Linked DNA regions of Homo sapiens: all the other regions are linked to region 3. The links are chromatin contacts, found by Hi-C in ENCODE. All regions are on one chromosome and are shown on one strand. The core of a region is the stretch at or near the end of the contact, and the rest is flanking DNA. Distances in the headings are between cores, read along the strand shown.

Region 1 (3,874 bases), core at 791-3,290, 1.5 Mb after region 3:
ACCCTGCAGCCTCAGCACCAGAGCCTCTGAAAAAGCTTCTGATAGAGGAGACGAGTTTTAAGAACAGAATAAGTTTCCATTTGTCTTGGAGAGAAGGAGTGAAGGGCTGCGGTTAGAACTTGCTCTGACTGCAAAATTCCATGCAGGCAGGAAGCCAAACGTGCCTCTACCCCTCGTCACAGTAATAGAAGCAGCAAAACCACCTCTGGAAATTCCTTCCAAGTCAGCCCAGCTGCACATTCACAGGTATCCAATCTCTTGAAGTTCACCCAATGTTTATTGAGCACCTACTAGGCACCAGACTTGTGGTGGCTCCAAGGAGAGATACTGAGCTGAGCCAATAGTTTGGAGCAGTGGTTATGGACACAATAAGACTAAGGCTGCCTGAGATAGAATCTTGATTTCATATTCTCATTAGTTGTATGACCTTCAGTAATTTGCTAAAGCTCTCCACACATGCTTCAATTTCTTAATGTAAAATGTGGGCAATTATCGCATCTAACTTCTAGGACTGTGTTTGAAAATCAACTACTTTGCTTAACATTTAAATATTTAACAAAAGTCGGCTATTATTAGCAAAAGCAATGTGCCTGTTCTAAAGAAGTTCACACATTTGGCTGGGTACGGTGGCTCACGCCTGTAATACCAGCACTTTGGAAGGCTGAGGTCAGGCGTTCGAGACCAGCCTGGCCAACATGGCGAAATTCTCTCTACTAAAAGTACAAAAATTAGCCGGGCATGGTGGCATGCACCCTGAGTAGTCCCAGCTACTCAGGAGGTTGAGGCTGGAGAATTGCTTGAACCCGGGAGGCGGAGGTTGCATTGAGCTGAGATCGCACCACTGCACTCCAGCCTAGGCAACAGAGCTAGACTCTGTCTCAAAAAAAAAAAAAAAAAAGAGTTCACACATTTGTGAGGCAGCCAGCCAGCCAAAAAGTTATAGTCCAGTGGAATAAGTGTTATGGCATAGGGATGCACAGGAGGCCAGAAGGAGAGGTGACATGGAATGCAGTTTCCTGGAGGAGGTGATGGCTGAGCAAAGCCTTGAAGGATGAAGAGGAGCTGGCCAGGGGGAGGAGGAGGTAACAAGAGGGAAGACCAAGCTAAAAATATAGAAGGAGTTTTCTACTTTGGTTACACTAAGACCTTTCCAAATAAAATGTTCTTGACAATAGGAAATCAGTGAGAATATAATGGACTTAAAAATAATCTTGGCATTTGAACAAGCAAGGCACTCAACTCTGAAAATACTAAAGAAATCACTATGCCCAGCAGACAGTTTTAGGGTTTCCCCCTCTGAAGGAAAGTTTCAGCCGCACTAGGCCTGTTCGGCTGCGTCTGGCTGCGAGCCGTGGTTGGGTGATGAAGTCTCATTCGGCAAAACAGCTCTTGTGAGAAGGAATGGGCTGGGGAGGTCGTGATTCAGCCAGGACGGCCACTAGCATGTCACCTTCTGATGTGATCCTGAATGGCCCTCTCCCTCCTGCCACAGCTAACTATGCTTTACAGAATCAGGAGCTTCTCTGGCTGCATGGAAGCTGAGCCATGCTTCTGTTCGGTATATTTCCAACCACACTGGGAGCCAGGCACTTCTCTTCTGGAGAGGAACTCTGTGAGCTAGGCCGATGGTGTCGCTGGTCCTTCTATCTTCTTAGTCACAGACTCTTTGATTACCAGGAAGAAAGGCCAGTTCACTATGGCTTTGGGGAAATGGGGTATTACTGGACGGGTACAAGGGTATCTCAAAAAAAGCAAGAGCTGGAAAGACTGCTGGGCCTCCTGAGGGGCAGGACCAGTGACCAGAAAGCCACCCAAGTCCAAGGTTAGCTGCGAGGCCATGCTGCTCTGCTCCTCTGCACACCCAAGGGATCCTGCTTCCTCCCTGCAAGTTTGCTTTCTCCACCTCCCGAGCTCAGGGTCTAGATATGACACTCCCTCCACCCAGCCCCACGTGCATGCAGACTGACCCAGGCTCTGAGGCATAATCCCGCATGGTCCAGGAGGAAGCCTCCGTGCGAACAGTGGTTGTCTTTCTCTGCCTGCCATCCACTTCCTCTTCTTCAGTTCTCCTTTAGGGACCCACTCTCCACCCAGCCTGTCTCTGGGCTCCCTATGGGTCCCGCTCCAGCTCTGACCCTAGAGTAGGCATGAGATCAAGGCTGGGAAAATCAAAGTCCTGCATGCACCACCGTGAGGGTGTTCCACCCCATCCAGGCCCATCAGGAGCCTGTATGACAGGGAGAGAGCTGAGGGGTTTCATAGCCACATTTCTTGGCCTGTGAGGATCTAAGCTCAGAGCTGCTGGTGAGCCCCACAGGAGAGGAACCTACTAGAGAACACAGTACAGAGACGCAGAACCTAAGGGGGAAAAGGCGGGTAGGAGGATAGGGGAGGAGGGGAAGTGGAGAGGGGGAGGAGGGGGGAGTGAAATGGGAGGAGGAGGGGAGAGTGAAACGGTGGGAGGAGGGGGGAGTGGACCGGGGAGGAGGAGGTGGGGGAAGAAGACAGCAGGAGGGGGCGGAGGAGGAGGAAGGGAGAAAGGGAGGAGGAAGGAGAATAGCTGAGACCCTAGATCAAGCTACAACAGAATGTTTTACTTATATAAGGCAAAAAATTGTTTTGTTTTAGCCAGCTCAAGGTAAGATTTTGCCACTTGTAGTGAAAAGACCTGAGACCAACAGAGAATCTGATTGGGCCAGTATCTGGGTAGTTTTCTCCTGTGTGAGTGCTCACTCTGGGCCAATGAGCTGTGGCCAGAGCCTGCCTCTGCGCATGTGTGCGGCGTGTGCAGGAAGAGAAGGGGAGTGGATTGCGACACACTCCAAAGGCTACCTCCTCCTTGGTGCTCACAGCATTGCCCTTTCTGGGTTTAACTGGCCTTCTAACTCATCTACACAATTCAAAGCTCCTTCCTGTATCCTTCGCCGTGACTGGGAATTGTTGGCTGGGACAACCTTGCAGCCAACACCAAGAGTATAAATACTTCCTTTCTCCCTCTAGAAACAGGACCAGTGATAGCTGTCTAACAACAAAATGTACATAATAAATACAAAACCCTCAAATAACTACTGATCTTTAATCAAAGAGCTGCAACTTCTCAGGCAGCCACAGAAGCAAGACCACTCAGTGTCTGCATAGGGCTCGCGTTTGATGCTTCTTCCTCCTCTGCAACCAGGCAAGGTTTCCGTCTGGTTTCTCCAGAAGACTTCTGCCTCCCTGTCCCAGTGTTATGGAGACCTGTCCCCCGCCGAAATGCATTTAAGAGGTTTTAAATAATGCCAAGCAGATGGTGGTCAGCTCGGGGCAGATATGCTACAAAATGCCAACTAAGGTCCCTCTGGGCTCACAGATGGAACGTGGCTGCCACTTCCCAATGGGCCTGAGGTTTCTCCACGTGCAGTGCAGAGCCCAAGGTGAAGCTGTTAAGGCTCTCCATCCATCTACAGATGCACAGTCTTTTTTGCACAGCTGCAAGACTGTGCTTATGGTCTTTAATCTTCCTCTTTGAAAAGCATCCAATTTAGGAATTTTTGCAGTAATCATTTCAGAGTAATGAAAAACAAACAGAACAATAGAACATTTCAGATGTGATAGGCACACTCTCTGCACCTCTCTCTAATGTATGTTTAAAGAGATGTATTAGTCATCACGAGGAACCCTCTTTTGTCTCCCCACGCAATCAAATTGCACCCGTATGCAGACCACAAACATCGTAATACAGTTAATTTACCCAATGTACTCATTTCTCTCTCATAACAATGCCCGTAAGATAGCATTCAATTTTGTTTTAAAATTTCCTCACATACAAGATGGGGCTGGGATGAACATTTTTCCATCTTGCAGGCTTGCAAAGCACCACGGCAGAGGCTAACGT
Region 2 (3,830 bases), core at 1,277-3,776, 2.0 Mb before region 3:
GTCGGAGTCTTACTCTGTTCCCCAGGCTGGAGTGCAACCTCTGCACCCCTGGCTCACTGCAACCTCTGCCTCCTGGGTTCAAGCAATTTTCCTGCCTCAGCCTCCCGAATAGCTGGGATTACAGGCCTCTGCCACCACGCCCGGCTAATTTTTGTATTTTTAGTAGAGATGGGGTTTCACTGTGTTGGCCAGGCTGGTCTCGAATTCCTGACCTTGTGATCTGCCTGCCTCAGGCCTCCCAAAGTGCTGGGATTACAAGCGTGAACCACCGCACCCGGCCTTGTTTGCTCGTTTTTAAAGACAGGTTCTCCCTATGCTGCCCAGGCTGTTCCCCCTCCCTTTAAAAAAAATAGTTAACAATTATTGATTGTATATTTCAAAATAGCTAGAATACTTGTAATGCTTCCAACACAAAGAATGTTTGAGGTGATGTTTATCCCAATTGCCTTGACTTGATAATTACACATTGTATATGTGTATCAAAATATCACGTCCCTCCCCATAATTGTGATATATCAATTTTTCTTTCTCTCTTTTTCTTTTCTTTTTTTTTTTTTTTTTTTTTTTTTTTTGAGAAAGGGACTCACTCTGTCGCCCAGAGTGGAGTGCAGTGGTACAATCAGCCGTCCAGGCTCAAGTGATCCTCTCTCCTCAGCCTCTCGAGTAGCTGGCATGCACCATCATATCTGGCTAATTTTTTTTTTTTTTTGTAGAAATGCGTCTCATGTTGCCCAGCTTGGTCTAGAACTCCTGAGCTCAAGCAATCCTCTATCCTCGGCCTCTGGAGTAACTGGGACTACAGGCATGCACCACCATGCCCGGCTAATTTTTTGTATTTATTTTGGAGAGATGGGGTCTTGCATTGCCCAGGCTGATCTCAAACTCCCGAGCTTAAGCAATCCTCCCTCCTCGTCCTCCCAAAGTGCTGGGATTACAGGGATGAGCCACCGCACCTGGCCAATGTATCAGTTTTAAAAACAATAGGCATGGAACCAAAAGTATGCTGGAAGTTCCTCGGAAAGAGGTTTCCTTGCTCTTAGGTGGTTTTTTTTTTTTTTTTTTTTTGAGGCGGTGTCTCGCTCTGTCGTCCAGGTTGGAGTGCAGTAGCGCGATCTCATCTCACTGCAACCTCTGCCTCCCAGGTTCAAGCGATTCTTGTGCCTCAGCCTCCCAAGTAGCTGGGATTACAGGCTCCTGCTACCACGCCCGGCTAATTTTTGTACTTTTTTTTTAGTACAGAGGGGGTTTCACCAGGCTGGCCAGGCTGTTCTCGAACTCCTTACCTCAGTCTCCCAAAGTGCTGGGATTCCAGGCGTAAACCACCGTGCCCTGGCAGCTCTTAGGTGTACTTTTTTTTTTTTTTTTTTGAGACGGAGTCTCACTCTGTCGCCCAGGCTGGAGTGCAGTGGTGCCATCTCGGCTCACTGCAAGCTCCACCTCCCGGGTTCACGCCATTCTCCTGCCTCAGCCTCCCGAGTAGCTGGGAGTACAGGCGCCCGCCAGCACGCCCGGCTAATTTTTTGTATTTTTAGTAGAGACAGGGTTTCACCGTGTTAGCCAGGATGGTCTCGATCTCCTGACCTCGGGATCCGCCCGCCTCGGCCTCCCAAAGTGCTGGGATTACAGGCGTGAGCCACCGCGCCCGGCCACTCTTAGGTGTACGTCTAATCGATGTTTATTATTTAGCCAAGTGTTTGGATCTCACCGGCATTACAACTGGAATCATGCAACCTCACACTCAGTTTAGGGTACATTATTCCCCTGTTCCTTTTCCTTTACTTCCATGGGATGTTGGAGCTTATTCCTTCATTAGTTAGTTCCATAAAAAGCTCCTGGACTCCTTACATGCACTGTGTAAGTGCGAGTGGAAGAGGACAGGCTGGTGACCTTGGTTAAGTCTCTTCAGCGATGGAGGACTCTGTTTCCTTCATTGTAAAAACGGCGTGATCATAAGGAAATAATGCGCTAAGGCGTCACAGTAAGTGCTTAATACAGTGGTTCTCGAGGTGTGATCTCCAGACCGACCAGCAGTACCAGTACCACCTGGGAACTCGATAGAAATGCAAATCCTAGGGCCTCACCCCAGATTTACAGAATCAGAAACTCTATGGGGAGGACTAGCAAACAATCCGTTTAAACAAGTCTTGGAGGTGATGAGGATTCATGCTCAAGTTTGAGAACCGCAGGGTTAATAGGTGGTAACTACTAGCAGTTGGTACTTGAGGCTGCAGAGACAATGAAAAACTCAGCTGGCTAAAGTTAAGCACTAAGGTGCCAGCAGCACCCCACAGGGCTCTCCACTGCCTCAGTCCCCGCCCTCCCTGCCGTCTCACTCAACTGGGCCTTCCGAGAGCGCTCGCTGATTGGTGGAGTCTCTGGTCGACATTCACTACCCACTCAACCGCAGAGCTCATAAACTGAGAGGGGCGGAAGTGGGCGGGGCGAGAGCTGTGCGCCTATTGGCTACAGACCACGCCGCAGGGTGAGTGGGGCGGAGCTGCGCGTGCGCAGGGCCGCGGTGCGGCCCTGGCGGCCGTTGAAAAATGGCGACTGTGGCAGAGTTGAAGGCTGGTGAGTGCGAGCAGGGAGGCCTCCACATGGGAAGCGTCGGGCCTTCATCTTGTGGAAAGGATGGGATGGGAGGAGAGCGCGCGGAACACATGGGTTGGCTTTTACAGGCGTCATTCTTCGGTGTGAGGGCCTGCGGGGAGCGTCTGGCTGCTGTCTTGGCCCGTGCGCGGGGAGCTCTTATGGGGAAGAGGTTGCCCACTGGCGAGTTTTAAGCCAGTTTGGAGCTAAAGGAGGAGTTGCGTAATCTTCAGGCATCTAAGAGGCCTACAGGCCTGCATCTTGGGCCCCTGGCTCATCTTCTTGGACCCTGCCGGGGGCTGGAGGACTTGGACCAGGCTTGGCACTCAGGGCTGATGACTACAATTCCCACAACCCCTATTGGGTTAGGCACTGCCCTAAACAATTTGCTTGGTTGTCTCGTTGGGTCCTTACAACAACCTGTTAAGTAGCCCTCCCCTCCTTGCTTTTTTTTTTTTTTTTTAAAGAGAGGGTCTCTCTGTCGCCCAGGCTGGAGTGCAGTAGCGCGATCACAGCTCACTGCAGCTTCGAACTCCGGGACTCCAGCTATCCTCCCACCTCAGCTTCCAGAGCAGGTGGGAATACAGGGGCTCTTCACTACGCCCGGCTAATTTTTGTATTTTTTGTAGACACGGGGTCTTACTGTCGAACTCCTGGTCTCAAGCTATCCTCCTGCCTTGGCCCCCTCAAAGTGCTGGGATTACAGGTGTGAGCGCCTGGCCCCTTTTTCATCAGAAGAAACTAGAGGCAAAAAGTTTGCTGGCCTGGCCATTCTCCTGTCTTTTCAGGAAAAGATACTCTAAGCTAGTTATGTTTGAGTCATTAATGACATTTGTACGCTGTTTACTTTGAAGCAAATGTCCAGACAAGTAATAGTAATAATAGTTATCATTGAGCCTCATGTGTCAGGCACTACTCAACTCAGCCTGTGTGTTACCTGATTGTAACAACCCTATGCCCATTTCATAGACTGGGAAACGAGGTACTGAGAAGTGAAATAGCTCAAAGTGATTTCACTGGAAAGAGACACAGCATGGGAACCTAGTTGTGACGCACTGGAGCGCCAGGTCTTAATCACTGAGCAAGATTGCTGTCCAAAAAATAAAACCAGTTCCACTTTGCAGGGAACCCAGGGTTTAAACTAGTAATTCTTAGATATTTTAGGGAGGAGACGTGTATAAAAGTGTGTATTTGGGGACAGGGCTGGTGAACAATCATAAAACAGAACAGGCATGCATCTG
Region 3 (3,763 bases), core at 582-3,081:
TTTTTAATAGGTCACAGATATTTAAAATAATGTGCTGTCTTTCTCTGAGATAATGAACTTAATAATGAATATACACACTAAGTTACTTCTTTATAGTAACTTCAGCCAACCAGTCTACATTTAATGAGGTTTTCTTGTTTTGGGGTTTACACTAAGGAATAATTGCACTTCAGTCATTATCAGCACTCAACTACAATAACATATGCACACACATACAAAACCTCAAACTTTTAAAAGCCTGGATTAAAAGATTTCTGCTACCTAGAAAATACTTCCCACCAAAGCCAGGTTTGTAGCCAAGCACATTCTATGAGATGATAACAAGGGAATCCTTTCCCCAGACAATGTTTTAGACTATCAGTTCTGTGCTAATCTATCCTAGAGGGACTTCATGTCACTGGGTCCCTTGGCTTGGTTTATTTATATCCCCAGTTTAAAACCATCTTTACTAGGCCCTGTGTGTTGCCTTAGGCCCTATGCCAAGCACTGGGGATACCTAGATGAATCAAACAGGATCCCTGCCCTCAAAGAGACTGTGGTCACTCTTCTCAGCTGACATTTTTCTCCCGGCCACCTGATATATCTAGGGGATCATCAGACTTGTCCGACCAAGCTGTGTCCCCTCTCAACACCCCTCAGACCCATGTGTAGCCCCATTCCATCTTTCTCAGTGTTCTCCATTGTCCTTAACTGTAGTTAACCTTTGCCAACATCCTCAGCGTCAAGCTCCAATCCCTTTCTGACCCTATGGCCCTCTTAACACAGCCTTGGTGAATGTCCTATTTCCTGGTCCCTCCTTTTCCCTATTGGGGTTTTTCCAGCGCCTCAGCATCTCCTTTCATGTCTCCCCATCACCCTCAGAGATCTTCCATCCTCATCACTGTTCCCTTTCAGGGACCTTCCTTCTGCCCCCAGAAACTCCCTTAATGGCCAACTTCAGGACTCTCCCGTTATTCCTATCCAGATCCTCCTTCCGACATCTCCCCCTCCCCTGCAGCGACCTCCGATCCTCTCCTACCACTCAGAGCCCCTTCACCTTTCAGTGCCCTTGCACCCATGTCAGGGACCTGCATCCTTCTGGGGACCCCTCCCATCCCTCTTAGTGTTGTCAGGGAATTGCATCCTTCTCGGGACCCCTTCCATCATTCTCACTGTGCCTGCACAGTGTCAGGGACCCGCATCCCCTGGGGACCCCTCCCATTTCTCTTAGTGTTCTTGAACTCTGGTCAAAGACTTGCATCCTTCTTGGGACCCCTCCCTTCCCTCTCAGAGTCCCCGCACAGTGTCAGGGACTGGCATTCCTCTTAGTGTTCTTCAACTCCTGCCAGGGACCTGCAGCCTTCTCGGGGCCCCTCCAATTCTTATCAGTGTCCCCGCACGGTGTGAGCGACCGGTATCCTCCTAGCGACCCCTTACATACGTCTGTGTTCCCGCAGTGTGAGGGACCTGCATCCCCCTGGGGACCCCTGCCATCCTTCTCTGTGTCATCGCGTAGTGTCAGGGGCCTGAATCCCCCTCAGAGCCCCTCCATCCCTGTCAGAGGCCTCGCATCCGCTCAGGAGGCCCTCAACACTCTCGGAGTCCCCTCACTCCCGCGCCAGCGCGGCCGCACCTCCTCGGCCGGCTGCGTGTTGAGCACCAGCACCAGGCAGGCTGGGTGGCAGTGCAGCTGGAGAAAGTGGTAGAGGAGCCGGTCCGCGCCGAGCCCGCGGGCGCACACTACTAGCCCGTCAGTGTCGAGCAGTTCCAGCACCAGCTGTCGCTCGTACTCCAGCAGCGGCGCCATGGCAATCCGTCGAGCCGGCTGCCCTGACTCCATGGAAGCTCTTCCGGGTCGCAGCCGAACGCAGCCGAAGGAAGCCGACTCCTAGTGGAGAGTAGGCCGAACTCAACCGAAGAGAGCCGAGTCCGAGAGGACGGCAGCCAGCCGAACGTAGCCGAGGAGAGCTGAGACTGAGATGATCGTGGGCCGAACGCAGCCGAAGAGGAGCCGAGGCCACGACAGGCGCGCTCTCAGAAAGCCGAAGAGAGCCGAGCCTGAGAAGGCAAGCGTTGGCCGAACTCAGCCGAAGAAGAGCCGAGTGGAGCCGAAGATTCATGGAGTCACCTGTAGGGGCTGGCGCCCCCTGTCGGTGTAGCTTGCAGATATCAGGCTCCATTCACGTCTCTTTTGAGTTTCCACATCCCCTGGCACCCTAGCCTCAAGCTGCCAAAAAGCAAGGGAAGGGGAAGTAAGCCTAAGGAGCTTAATCCCCCGACATCGACAGTTGAAAAAGTTACTGGTCAATATTCCAAATGCGCCAAGAGTTAGTAGCACCTGTTTCCTAGGGTGGTTTTTGGCCCTTCCTTTTGCGATTACTCCCCATCCTTCTTTTAATTTTTTTTTTCTTTCCCGAGACAGGATGTTGATATGTTGCCCAGGCTGGAGTGCAGTGGCTGTGGAATAAGCAGAATCATTTACTGACTTCAGACCTCTGTTTGCCTCCCAAAGACTTCAATACAATAAACTATTTTTAAAAATCCCTCCTTCCACTAGAGGGACACCTCCCGCAGTGTTTGTTCTATACCTAGAAATGCCTGATAGTTGAACTAGTAGAGGAATTGTTTTGTATAGAAACCCCCCACCTTTGTTATTAGAAAATAGAAAATACAAGTAAACAAAAATGAAAATCACTTGTTTCCATTACTTGGAAATAACCACTGTTAACATCACGAAATCTATTTTATTTAGTCCTTTTTTTTCTATCTATATACACATTCTCTCATCACACGGAGTTCTTTTACCGACACGAGATAATTAATATCCCTGATTTAAATCCCCAGCTTTGTCATTAACATTTGGCAAACCTCTGAACATGATGTTTCATATTCTTTTACAAAGTCCTTTTATATGGCTGATGAGATTTCCATTATGTGGGTGTACTTACCTAATTGCTTATTAGAGGACATTTAGTCTGTTTCTGCTTTTTCCCTTCCAGTAATATAAATAATATTTCACTAAACATCTTTGTATGTAAATTCAGCCGTGGCCTTCAGATACACGTCTAGAAATGAATAATCACTGGGATAAAGAGAAAAAAATTTGTAAGGCTTTTCATTCCATTCACATTGCCACATTGCCCTCTAGAAAGCCTATACCAATTCACATTCACACTAGCCGTTTCCAAGAGGATCTGTTCCTCTACCTCTTTACTGCTTAATCTGGTATTTTGCTTACATTTTGTCAAGATGAAAATAGCATATAATTCCTGAATGCTGTTTAAGTGGAAAGGGTTGCCGGCAGACACTTTACATACAGCGTTTCCTCTGAGGCAGATATTAATCTCGTCAGTTCTGCCAGTGAGAAAAATGGAGGTGCAGGGAGGTTATATAACTTGGGCAAGGCCACGGGAGCTAGTTAGTGTATTTCTTAGATCTATTTCAGGACGTGATATGGGGGTACTCAACACATATTTAGGAAATGAAGATTGAAATGACAAAGCTGAAATTCAAACCTGACTCCCAAGCGGTGGTAGGCAGAATATCGGCTTCCCAAAGATGTTCATATCCTAATCCCTGGAGCCTGTAGGTTGTTTTATGTGGCAAAGGGGGGTTTGCAGATGTGAGTATGTTAAGGTTCTTGAGATGGGGGGATTATATGGATTATCCAGGTGGGCTCAATGTATCACAAATGTGCTTATAAGAGAAAGAGAGAGGTAGGAGGGTCAGATTCAGAGATGTGACAGGAGGCCGAGTTCAGAGTGATGTGGAACGGGCACTGAAC

The links. Hi-C counts contacts between places; a loop is a spot of excess contacts on that map. Pooled maps may share reads with other maps.
Region 1: a loop to region 3 is called in a map of PC-9, with 9 times the contacts of the local background. The contact joins the enhancer-like site here to the promoter of ERCC4 in region 3. A Hi-C loop is called at or near these places in 1 of 168 maps with a recorded cell type or tissue (PC-9), 2 of 37 single-sample maps with no recorded cell type and 10 of 50 pooled maps.
Region 2: a pooled map shows a loop between it and region 3 (5-fold over the local background). The contact joins the promoter of CEP20 here to the promoter of ERCC4 in region 3. A Hi-C loop is called at or near these places in 4 of 50 pooled maps.

Annotation. Positions count from the first base shown.
Region 1 is chr16:12,457,682-12,461,555 of GRCh38, reverse strand. All of the region lies in intron 18 of SNX29 (sorting nexin 29), which reads right to left. Among named protein-coding and RNA genes, the nearest start is that of SNX29-AS2, 87 kb to the right of the region's middle. RefSeq lists an enhancer at 1,947-2,106. Within about 2 kb of position 2,040, at least 12 of the 41 ENCODE cell types and tissues checked have a DNase peak (open chromatin) inside an H3K27ac peak, as active enhancers do.
Region 2 is chr16:15,887,299-15,891,128 of GRCh38, reverse strand. CEP20 (centrosomal protein 20) reads left to right here and starts at 2,526. Exons shown (of 5, transcript NM_144600.4): 1 at 2,526-2,571. The coding sequence starts at 2,544.
Region 3 is chr16:13,918,222-13,921,984 of GRCh38, reverse strand. It overlaps ERCC4 (ERCC excision repair 4, endonuclease catalytic subunit), which reads right to left and starts at 1,831. Exons shown (of 11, transcript NM_005236.3): 1 at 1,613-1,831. The coding sequence starts at 1,819. The region is part of intron 1 of LOC105371093 (a long non-coding RNA gene); the gene reads left to right. It overlaps LOC124903647 (a long non-coding RNA gene), which reads left to right and starts at 1,907. Exons shown (of 2, transcript XR_007065001.1): 1 at 1,907-2,306; 2 at 2,402-2,520. RefSeq lists enhancers at 1,378-1,587, 1,628-1,987, 2,198-2,247.